Linked DNA regions of Mus musculus: region 2 is linked to region 1. The links are chromatin loops, found by intact Hi-C in ENCODE. Cell type or tissue: heart. All regions are shown on one strand. Each heading gives the region's core, and the rest is flanking DNA. Links, peaks and the distances in the headings are about the cores only.

Evidence for each region. Hi-C counts contacts between places; a loop is a spot of excess contacts. Peaks named below come from ENCODE experiments on the same cell type or tissue, not always from the same donor. Only the 100,000 strongest peaks of a DNase experiment are listed, where the experiment ranks them.
Region 2: it touches region 1 in a loop (2.1-fold over the local background); 1 of 42 quality-filtered maps calls a loop at or near these places.

Annotation. Positions count from the first base shown.
Region 1 is chr13:60,010,651-60,016,028 of GRCm38, reverse strand. No RefSeq gene overlaps it. Among named protein-coding and RNA genes, the nearest start is that of A530065N20Rik, 16 kb to the left of the region's middle. In heart, for the core only: no CTCF peak of the experiment used is centred there; a DNase peak (open chromatin) is centred at 3,408.
Region 2 is chr13:59,939,712-59,945,089 of GRCm38, reverse strand. No RefSeq gene overlaps it. Among named protein-coding and RNA genes, the nearest start is that of Gm19866, 26 kb to the right of the region's middle. In heart, for the core only: no CTCF peak of the experiment used is centred there; no DNase peak of the experiment used is centred there; H3K4me3 peaks cover 657 bases; H3K27me3 peaks cover 1,513 bases.

The sequences.
Region 1 (5,378 bases), core at 292-5,291:
GTTACAGCGTGCTGGCTGCCTATGAGGATAACACACACCATGTTTTCCCCCTTCCCCCTTTTAATCAGGAGCATTGGAGCACGAAAGCCAAGGGGGAGGAGTGGATCTCTCCAGATGGTTTTCCAGAACCACTGAGAGCTCCTTTCAGAAGGAAATGGAACAGTATTTCCCAGCGCAGGACCTTACATTGGTTTGTTTTCTCCCAAATCTCTGTGCATGCTGACATCACTTTCTGCTGAACTCCAAGAGACTATGGGTCTGTTTCACACCAGAAAGGAGACTGCACCTGGGATTCTGTGCTCACGCCAAAATAAAAGTCTGCTTTCTCTCCCTGTTATAGGGGTGGGTGTTGAACTACCTAAGACTAGATCACGCAAAAGGTTAATACACATTTATAAAGGACGTTCACAGAAATAGATTTCTCTTGACTCCTGTCCACTTCTTATCTGTCTTCACTTGACTAAAATAAAAGCCAGTCGATTTCCATGTACCTGTCCACATCACCCAAGCAACTTGAGGCTAGGTTCCAATCAAAGTTGTCTTCTCTCCAGGAAAGCCACCAGCCCTGTGGTGAATTGCTCCCTTGAGTATCTGATGCCAACAGCTACACTCCCCCCTCAAAATCTATCCCTTCAAACCCAGAGCATAGAAGCCTTCCCTCTGAAGGTATGTTCGAGAAGACAGTGCCTCTCTGCACCAATGTTATGCTAGTAGATAATAGTATCAGTTTACTGTCTATTGGAGCTGCCACATTCCAGGCAATGTATGCTATGATTCATCATATTTAGCTCTTTGACAGTCTTGTAGCCTCTCTAAATGAACGGAAAACGAAGCTGAAAGGAGTTATGTAACCTGTCCGTCAAGGCTACAGGGACCTAAATCTGAATAAGATGTAGGCAATAACGAAAGGGCAGACACTAAAATCCCGCCACCACGTGCTAAATTCTCAAGCAGTGCCACATGGATGTTGTGGTGTCCAAGACAAGCGTAATAAGTAGCTTGATGGATAAAGGAAGACTGGGAGGCGGGCTTCACAGAGGCTAGGGTATTTGAGCTTGATCAGTTGGTGAGTACATAGCAAGGTTGACAGAGAGAACCTGGAAGAAAATTTGAGGAAATAGTACGTCATGTCACAGAGGCCCAGAGTGTAACAAAGGTCTGAGCCACCATGGTTTTCTGGAACCAGAGCAGAGAACGTCTAAAAGGCAGAAAGAATGGAGGTCTGAGTCTTGTTGCTTGAGGATAGTCATTGTTGCTGTAATGTAGAGACTCCGGGGCTAGCAGGCAAGGGGAACCAGGTGTCTTTATTAAGCAACTGGCAACACAGATTGAAGGGAAACTTGCAAAGTTAATTGAGAAGCTAGACTTAGCAGGGTACGTGAGTATGAAGAGAAAACAAGGATAGGGGCTGGGGTTTCAGGTAGCAATCATATTTTTGAGTGAATCTGTGTCTTAAAGAACACAAGAGCAACTCTTGTCGTATGGGAACGTAGACTTCTCAGCGTATGCTGGTGTGTTTCTGTGATGGTCTGACACTTCCCATCTGGGTCTGCTAGAGGTACCTTGGGAGGGATCTGGGAGGTGCAGGCTGGGTTGGAGCCATCAGTCTGACTCTGAAGCCTTCTAGGGAGAAAGCAGTGTCCAAGTCTCTCGCCCCCTGGAGAGCCTGGGCATGGAGTTTTCGCAAAGCCCACATTATCCTACAGAGGACACAGTGCTTTCAAAACATAAGCATTGTTCATCCAGCTGGCTGTGTTCTCCACACTACAGGCCTGGGTCTCTCGGCCACACCCTGTGCTGAAGAAGAAGTTTCTAGAGTCTGATGAACAATAATGGAGGGGATCACTACCCTACTACCCAGCTGAGCTTGCAATTGGGATCAGAGGCCCAGTGCAAAGATCTTTTATTTAATGAAACCCACCTTCCTGAGAAACCTACTCAACAGTGCTCACTGCAGAAAACATTGGCACTGATCTAAAACTCTGACTCTTGACTTCAAGACATCCATAGTCCATGCAGAGCTATAAAGAAGGACAAGTGGAAACCGCAGACAGTGGAACACAGCTCTGAGCAGCAGCAAGGAAGGGCAGCTACCAATCTTCTCTTAACCTATGCATATCCTGCCCAGTCCAGCTGGACACACTCAGAGAAGCTTCTGGCTTCTTCACGCAACCTATATACATCCTCCACAGACTTGTCATGGTCCCAAGGTTACTTCTAATGCCTAATACCATGCAAAGACTATGTAAGCAGCCACTGCATTGCTCAGTGAATCATCACAAGGGTGTGTGGGTATGCTTGGTACAGACCTGATCTTTTGGAATATTGTCATGCATGCTTGACTGAACCTGAGAACGTGGAACCTATTGATGCAGAGGACCAACTCTGTATTTGCCCCTCCTCCAACAGGTAGGCGCTGAAGTGCAGCCTTCCACGGGTCAGACTTTATCCCACAAACCCTTTCTTCAAGCCTGGAATTACTCACAAGGATTGCCTCTACAAGCAGTGCACACAAAGGAGCCTGCTGTGATATGAGCGACCCTCCATTCATCCTCCTCCTGGATATTCACTCTGGAAACCTTCTAATCTAAGCGCTGCCTACCCATAACAAAGCTGTACCTGTTTCAAAGGCCCCAAGTACCCATAACCTCTTGAGAATGATAGCAAGACCCAGCTTTGGCTCTGGATATCACCTACCTCCCTATGCTGTGACTAATTGAGTCTCAGCATAAAACAGCTAACCAAGGCTCTCTGGATTAGACACAGTCTGTATTGCACAGACTTCGGCTGTGTGGGCAACGCAACATTTAAAAATTTGAAGAATATGATATAAAACACTCCCGTGTTACAAAAGTGAGGGGTAAGTCAACTAGGAGGTTGGATTTGTTGCATGTGTTCTTCTTAGAGATTAGACAGGCCCGTCTTTGAGATAATGGCTCATAGAAGATTCTCAGTAAACATTTGAAGGACTGTGAGAGTGCATGACACTGCTGTAGGTACTAGGGGTGCTTGTCATTGGCTTCTAAACAACTTGTCACTGACCGAGTGAATAGGTAATGAAAGCCAACCTGAATCATGCTCTTCGTTTCCAAGGGTCCTGGGGACCCCATCTTTCGATACCATTCTGGATCAGCTCTCTGGGGGGGTCAGTAATTAGCAAAGTGGAGGAACACAACAGTCTCAGTCACATGCTAGTGGAACAGTGGAGAGTTGGAAAGAGCCAAAGGCACGTTTAGCATGCTCTGAGGAGCATCCTACCCCTGTTTGCATTAGAGCTCACACCCCATGAGTATATTTTGGAGCAGTTGTCCCTGTCAGCTTGGGCCATCTGTTCTTAATATGTCTTTGGCTTTGACCCGCACATTACTAAGCTGGGAAACTGAGCGGCTGGTGACTTCACTGGTGCACGCGAGGGGCCGAGTTGGGAAAGTCGTCATTTGGTAGGGTTGAATATTTCAGCTGTGGCCACAGCTGTTCACAGGGCCCAGGAATGAGACAAGCTTGGTTTGCTCAGTGTGAATACATAATCTCTCCCCCTCTGTTTCTCTCCCTCCCTTCCTCCTTCCCTCCCCGCACCCTTCTCTATTCTCCTCTGTTCCGTGTTTCATGAGGACGGGTGAAGCCTGGTGGGTTAGATCTCTATCCTTTACAGAAGGACACGGTTGGCACGGAATTGGTGCTGACTCGTGGGATAGAAGGGGGATAACAGAAGTTGTTTCTGTCTGTTGCTGCTCCCCCACACTGGACTGAATTACATTGAGAGAAAGATGTGAGCATAACTTCCTGGCTCGGTAAAGGATATCACAGGGTCTGATAGCTGGAGCTTGGAGATCATCGGAACCAATTTTTTTTCAGTCTTAACCACAAAGGGGCAGTTGCTTCTTCAAGGTCACCTGTTTGGAAGGCAGCAGGCCCAGACTCAAATCCAAACTTCTGACTCCTTCAGATCGGGTTTTCATTGCCAAGTAGTCTTAGAATTTAACACTGCTAAGAATCTAGGCCCTGATTTCCCAAGCTATGGCTAGGGAGTATGAACAGTAATGGAAAAAGAGGTCACTCCCTGGAAGATTTGAGCAAATCAGTTAGATTTGGGGAGTCCCTTCCCTTTAAGTGACAGATTAAAAGAAAAAAAAAGTATGATCTTATTTACATGGTGATCTGAAGAAGCTGAATAACACAGTGGCTGTCAGAAGCAGAAGAGGGGTGGGGAAGTGGGTAAGGGGACAGAAAAAGAGTGGTCAGAGAGTACAAAATAAAATGGCAGGCAGATCTTACGAATTTGATTTGTATCGCACAGCAGGGTGACAATGGCTGACAATATTCCATTGACTATTCCTGAGTATCTGGAAAGGCAAATGCTGCAAGCATTCATACCACAAATGAACAACTATGTGAACTGATCCATACACTGGACACCGATCCCTACACAGACCTCCAACACCATACCACGCACCAAAAACACATGCATGTATTATGACATGCACTAACTATAACACAACAAAGAGCTGAGGGTATAGTTCAGTGATAAATATTTGTGTAGCCCTCTCAGGGGCCCTAGGCCAATTCTCAGCTCTTTGAGAAAAAAGTAAATAAAGAAACATTTTAACATTTTACAACTTGTGAATCTGAACCAAGCAAATGTGATGCTGGAGCTGGAGACTCAGCTCAGTGGCTCAGAGCATGTGGTCCTCTCCCAGAGGACCCTCACTCTGTATCTCCAGTTCCAGGAGATCCAATGACCTCTTTTGGCCTCTGCAGACAGCTGCACTCATGTGGATAAACCCACACAGATGCACATGCATACGTAGTTAAAAATAAATCACTTTTTAAAAAATGTGTGATGCTCTTTGTCTTCCGTGTCTCACCATTTCTAAGGAAGATGAAACTCTAGATCACAGAAGTATCTAGCAGGAAATGATCTCTACTTCCAGTCCCATTTTCTTGTTCTTATTTGCAAGATCTTGAAACGGAAATCACCAGCCGTTCAGCCCCTTGCTCTCTTCCCTGTCTGCCTTCCACATAGGTTTTGTTTTGTAGTGCTGGAGATTGAACCCAAGCCTCCTGTGTGCAAGGTGAGTACGCTACCACTGAGCTATACCCCAAGCTGTGTCTTGACCCTCAGCAGTTGTCCGTGGCAGCACAAGGTATTCCTTGAACACTGTTGTTTTAGCTGTAAGCTATCGTCAATAGAGGCAAAGACTTAACTCGTGACCAGCAATGGAAATTTCTCTCTCTGGATAGGTCTTTCCCTAGACGCTGGTCTCTTGCCCTGGGCTCTTGAGGTTATACATAATGTGAAGAACAGAGAGTATGAAGACAAGAGAAGGCACGGCTTGCCCTCAGCCTAACTAGTGTGAGGAGGGGAGGAGAGTTCTCTG
Region 2 (5,378 bases), core at 167-5,166, 71 kb after region 1:
ATGGGGTTGTACTCCATAAACACACACACACACCTATCTCAGCTGCCAAACCAATTGCTATACATCTAGAATCCCCAAGCTTGCTGGCTCATGCCTACTGTTAGCCCAGGAACTATTGAGCCATCTTAAAGAGGTCCCTTCCTTTGCACACTCCTCAGCTCTTTCAAATGCTTGCTTTGTAAAGCCACACCATAAACCCTGTGGCTTCAGGTGATTTCGATCTGTTCAGATTCCTAAGGACGCTTAAAGGCAATAGCTCCATTTAGATCATTTATTCTCTGAGAACCGTAGGAAGGGTAGGTGGCTAAAGAGTTCAACCTCTTCTTGCTGGGCACCTGAGCAATGAGTTTATTTGGGTAAATTTCTGGAAATGGAACAAGACCTAATTGAAAGGCAAGCATATGATTAGGGGTGGGGGTGGGGGGAGATCCAACTGTTAGGACGAGCAGGATCAGGAAGCCTGTGACCAGCAGGTGCTCCACCAAACGCATGTCCTTGCCAAGTTCCAGAGATGGAGTCATAGCAAGCTCTCGTCACCCCTTGCTAGATCCAAAAGGACAACATGAAGTCTAAGAAAAACAGTTCGCCTCTGATTGCTCATCCTACATAACAGACATGAGAAAGAGATGCCTGCGGAGGTAGACACCTGTGTTAATTACAAGAACCCTGCAATTAACTCTTTCAGAGGGAAAAAAAACCAGTTAAACAATGTATTCTTGCTATTTGTTCCTAGGGCTAAGGTCAAGTCTAGTGGTATTGAGAGAAAATCTATGTTTTTTTTTTTTTTAATGAATACTCTGTTTAGAAAATGACTGGCTTGTCTTGATAGACCTCAAGGGGAAAACATCAGCTGTGTTTCCTAATGATTGGACAAAGATTTCCAAATGATTATTTAATCTTTTACATACAAAGTTTAAAAAACAAAACAAAACAAAACAAACAAACAAAACACCAGACCAAGCTAGCCATCACCTGAACTTTCTGTGGAATTCTTCTGTGAGTATTCTTTAGGAGAATATTGTTTCTTTTCGGTCATTATTCCTCTGACCTAACTCTGGTCCAGCATTACAGGCAACTCAGTTGGAGGTAGAGTTAATTATGCATTCGTTGGAGATTCTACTCCCCAGAGCTAGGCTGGGCAGCTGCAGATCTCCACACCTGTTGGTCACATTACATGTCCAGCCTCACCCAGCTCAGGAAGTTATTATTCCTTCCCAATTCCTTCCTGCAACATTTGCCAAGCAACAGCGGTACACAACACTCACTTCAACTAGAATTACAATGTATCCACACAGAGTGCCATCCAAGGCTCAGCCCTGCCTGCCTGATAACTCACAGACGCTCACAGACACTAGAGGAGGAAGCCGGGCCATTCTCCCCACTGAAGCCCTTAGGCTTTGAGTCAAAGGGAAAGATACAAATGCCTGTTACATCCAGTAAGACTTCAGTCACTGCTTATACAAAGCTACTTGAATGGCTTCAAGAAGGTGGGTTTTTTTTTCTCCTCTCAGCTTTAACACTGAACAATAATTAAGCCTAAAATGTATATTTGAAACAAAAACAAAGCCCATGTTTTACTTATGAGTCTCTTAGAATCTAAAATCCTAAGTGTTCAGAGCCCATCGGTATGAGGACAGTAGCCTCTAACCAAGAATTGAGCTTCAGGGGCATGAGAAGTCCACATTAAAGCACCTTAGCAGTCAGTGTAGCTGAGCCTTGACTGAGAGGGGATCTCTGTCCTGAACAAGATGGGAAAAGGAGTTCAGAAGAACTATACTAATTAATGAACTAAGATCTGAATTCCTGAGCCATGAAACGAGAAATCGGATTTGGCTGATGAAATCCTTACTCGTTAGGAGGGAAGATAGTTTATTTTCCTCTTTCAAATATGTGATGCTTGGCTGGCCAGTTAACTCAGCTGTGTAAGCTTGAAATCCCATTATGCAGGTCCAGGGTTGAAAACCCACACAGTCTGGCTCTTAATAAACATCACAGGAGGACCACTGTCCCTCACCCAAAGATTGACCTATTATCCCTAAATAGCATCTTTTCAGAATGTGACCACTTTGGCCAAAGTGGAGGGAAAAAGGATCATAAATTTAAGGTCCACCCATGAACATATTGGAAGCACCTAAGACTTCCTTGAGACTCTGGGCCAGTTACTTAGCCTTTGTGAGTCTTCGTGTTCTGGTTTTCAAAGGTCAGCTTCTACGACTACTGATCAGCCAGGAATGATTCAAGGAGTTGCTATAGAGAAAACTCTAAGAGGGTAGTGAGGTACAGTAAATGTTCAGTAAATGTTAACTGCGGCCATTGCTTGGATCTGGACCCATATATAGAGGCCTATACGCTGAAGGGTTGGTCCTAGCATACCTCTCCTGGGAGGCAGATAGAGGAGGGACCTAACGGGAGATCTTAGGCCACTGGAACATGTCCCTAAAGGGATACCAACTCCCTTCTTTTCTTTGTTTCTGTCTCTCTCTCTTTCTCTCTGTGTCTCTGTCTTTCTCTGTGTCTCCCCCCTCTCTGTCTCTGTCTCTCTCCCTTTCCATCTCTCTCCCCCCTCTCTTTCTCTCTGTCTGTCTTTCTCTCCCCCATCTCCCTCTCTCTCTCTCTCTCTCTCTCTCTCTCTCTCTCTCTCTCTCTCCCTCTCCCTCTTTCTCCCTCTTTATCTCCTTCCCCCTCCTGCTTCCCTCTTCTTTCTCCTTTCCTCTCTGTCTCCTCCTCTCCCCCTCCTCGATCATTACAGCCATGAGATAAATGGTTTGGCTCTGCCACTCTGCCTCACCACAGGCCTAAAGCAATAGAAAGGATCAGTCAATCAGCCATGGATAGGCACTTCTCAAACTCTAAGCCACAAGCCTTCCTTCTTTATAAGCTACAGTTTCAAGGGCTTGCGATAGTAATGCAGAGCTAACACAACTGTAGCATTATTATTTTCTTACAAAACATGGTGGTTTGAATGGGAATATCCCCCCAGGTTCGTGTATTTGAACACTTAGTCCCCAGTTGGTGGCGATTTTCTGGAGGTTTGGGAAGTGTGGTCTTGCTGGAGGAAGTATGTCCCTTGAGGTAGGTTTTGAGAGTTTAAAGACTCAAGTTATTTCTAACTCCTCTGTTTTCTGCTTGTGGCTTAAGATAACGAGAGCCCTCACTGTTCTTCCTACTAAGATGAACTATTAACTCTCTGGAACTATCAGCCCTAATAAGCCTTCCCTCTATAAATTGTCTTGGTTTTGGTATTTTATTGCAGCATTAGGAATGCAACTAGCATAAATATGGGTAGTGAGTCAGTAGAAATGTATTCTTCTATGAAAGCATGAATTTAAAGAGAAGCAAGGAATTTGAAGGTGAAAACCAAGGAGCGGGTGACCAAGAGCAAGCCTTAAAGCAGTAGTCACATGATCAGAGAGAAGACCTTCTTGGAAGGCACAGAGTGTAAAAGTTACTAGTCTCAGGGGGCAGGCTGCTAAGTGGAGACTTGTTTGACTAGTGCTAAGGCACACAGTGTGATCTGAAGCTGCGCGAAGCTTTGGGCTCCTCTCAAAGTAGAGAACACCAAGAGGAGAAAGAGCCTGGATGCTCTCTCATCTCATCATCCTGGGAAAGGACCTTAAAAGCCTATCTGAAAACACGTCCCACTCATGTGGTTCCAGAGCCACACGTGGAAGGACAAACTCCGACAACCCAGCAAGAAAAAGACCGACCCCAAACTACAAATGTGCGCAGACCAATTGAACTCTCCTCTGGTCTGTTCCTGTCTGCAAGGAGGTGCTGCTGTTCTGCTCCTGGGACCAGGACGTGGGGCAGTGCGGGAGTCAGTTGCGATGGTGCTAAATCAACTTCCTTTACCACAAAACGGGGATGCTAAACAAAGGATTATCCCTAAGGGAGAGAGAAAAGGACGCCTTTGCGCCTTTGCTGTCAGTCACCGCTGGGGGGGGAGGGGGGGCGGGGGACGGGGACTGGACAGGGACGGGGACGACGACAAACCCCCTGACAGGCAGCAGAGCCTACAAAGGGAGCTGCCTCCCCAAACCTGATTATGAGCCCCGTGGGCTTTGAAATTATGGCAGCTTCTGAAGAGTAACCACAACGTCTTCGGAGGGTGAGGGAAGGAGAATCAATAGGACCCAGGCCCTCGGGGTCCATTGCCAAATACAGAACTTTCTGTCAGTACAGAACCATTTGAACTTAGAGAGCAAAAACAAAAAAACCCAGTAAGTTCTTTTTGTTGTTTTGTTTTCTTTTCCTTGTATAGATATTTGTGGTTAATACAAAATGAGATCCATCCTAAAATTACAAAGATTGTAAACCCGGCATGAAGTAGTTCAGGCATATAATCTCCACAACCCACAGAAAATGCAAAGCCAGGGAACTTTTACTTTTTCATTCATAAGTTACCACAGAGAGCCAAGGCTAAGGGGCCAGGCTCACTCCAACCCATGATCCCCTGTGGGCTCCGCTGTGACTGACAGTCCTTCCTAGCCGTACTGTATCTGCTCAATAGAAAGCTCTGGATATTGACTGAGCCACATGAAACAGCATGGAGGCTTTCTTGAAGGAATTCTAAACAAGGTCATTCATAAAGATCACTCTCAAAGGTATCTACTATGCCCCCACCTCTGGAACCCAAGAACACCAGCTCAAGCGCTGTGGGAGTTAGCTTTTCCAACGCTGTCACCAAACACCCCACAGGAGCACCTTAGGAAAGGTGTACCTTCCGGTGGTTTCGGGAACAGAGCGAATCGCAGTCAGGAAGGTCTGGGGAAAGAGCTGTCTGTGTGTGGTGTTTTCCACATGCCAGGAAGCAGAGACTCAAACCAAAACCAACCCCCCCGCCCCCCCCCTCCCGCAGTGGCTGTCACCTTCAAAGCCCGCCCCTGCAGCCGCATCAGCCACAGTACCACAACCTCCCAAACATCACTAGCTCAAGACCACGTCCTTAAGCATTGGAACCTAGGGGCATTCCACATATAAACCACAATGTGTGCTAACATTTCCTCAAATGTCATTAAATTAAAGGTGTTGAGGTGACTGGCCCTGCTTTGAACTGTTTTTACCCTGCCTACATTCTTAAGTTGAAGGTCTGGTCTTCTATTGCTAACACATTTGGAGATGAAGCCTTTGGAAGGTAAGAGTGAGCTGAAGCCATGTAGATAGGGGGACCCCTATGGAATTTAGTGCTTAATGTAGTCTCCCCTCTCTATCCCTCCCTCTTTCCTCCCTCCCTCTTCCCTCCCTCCCTCTTCCCTCCCTCCCTCTCCCTCCCTCTCTCTCTCCTCTCCCCTCTCCCCTCTCCCCTCTCCCCTCTCCCCTCTCCCCTCTCCCCTCTCTTCTCTCTCTCACTCTGTATGTGTATGTGCATACCTGTCTGA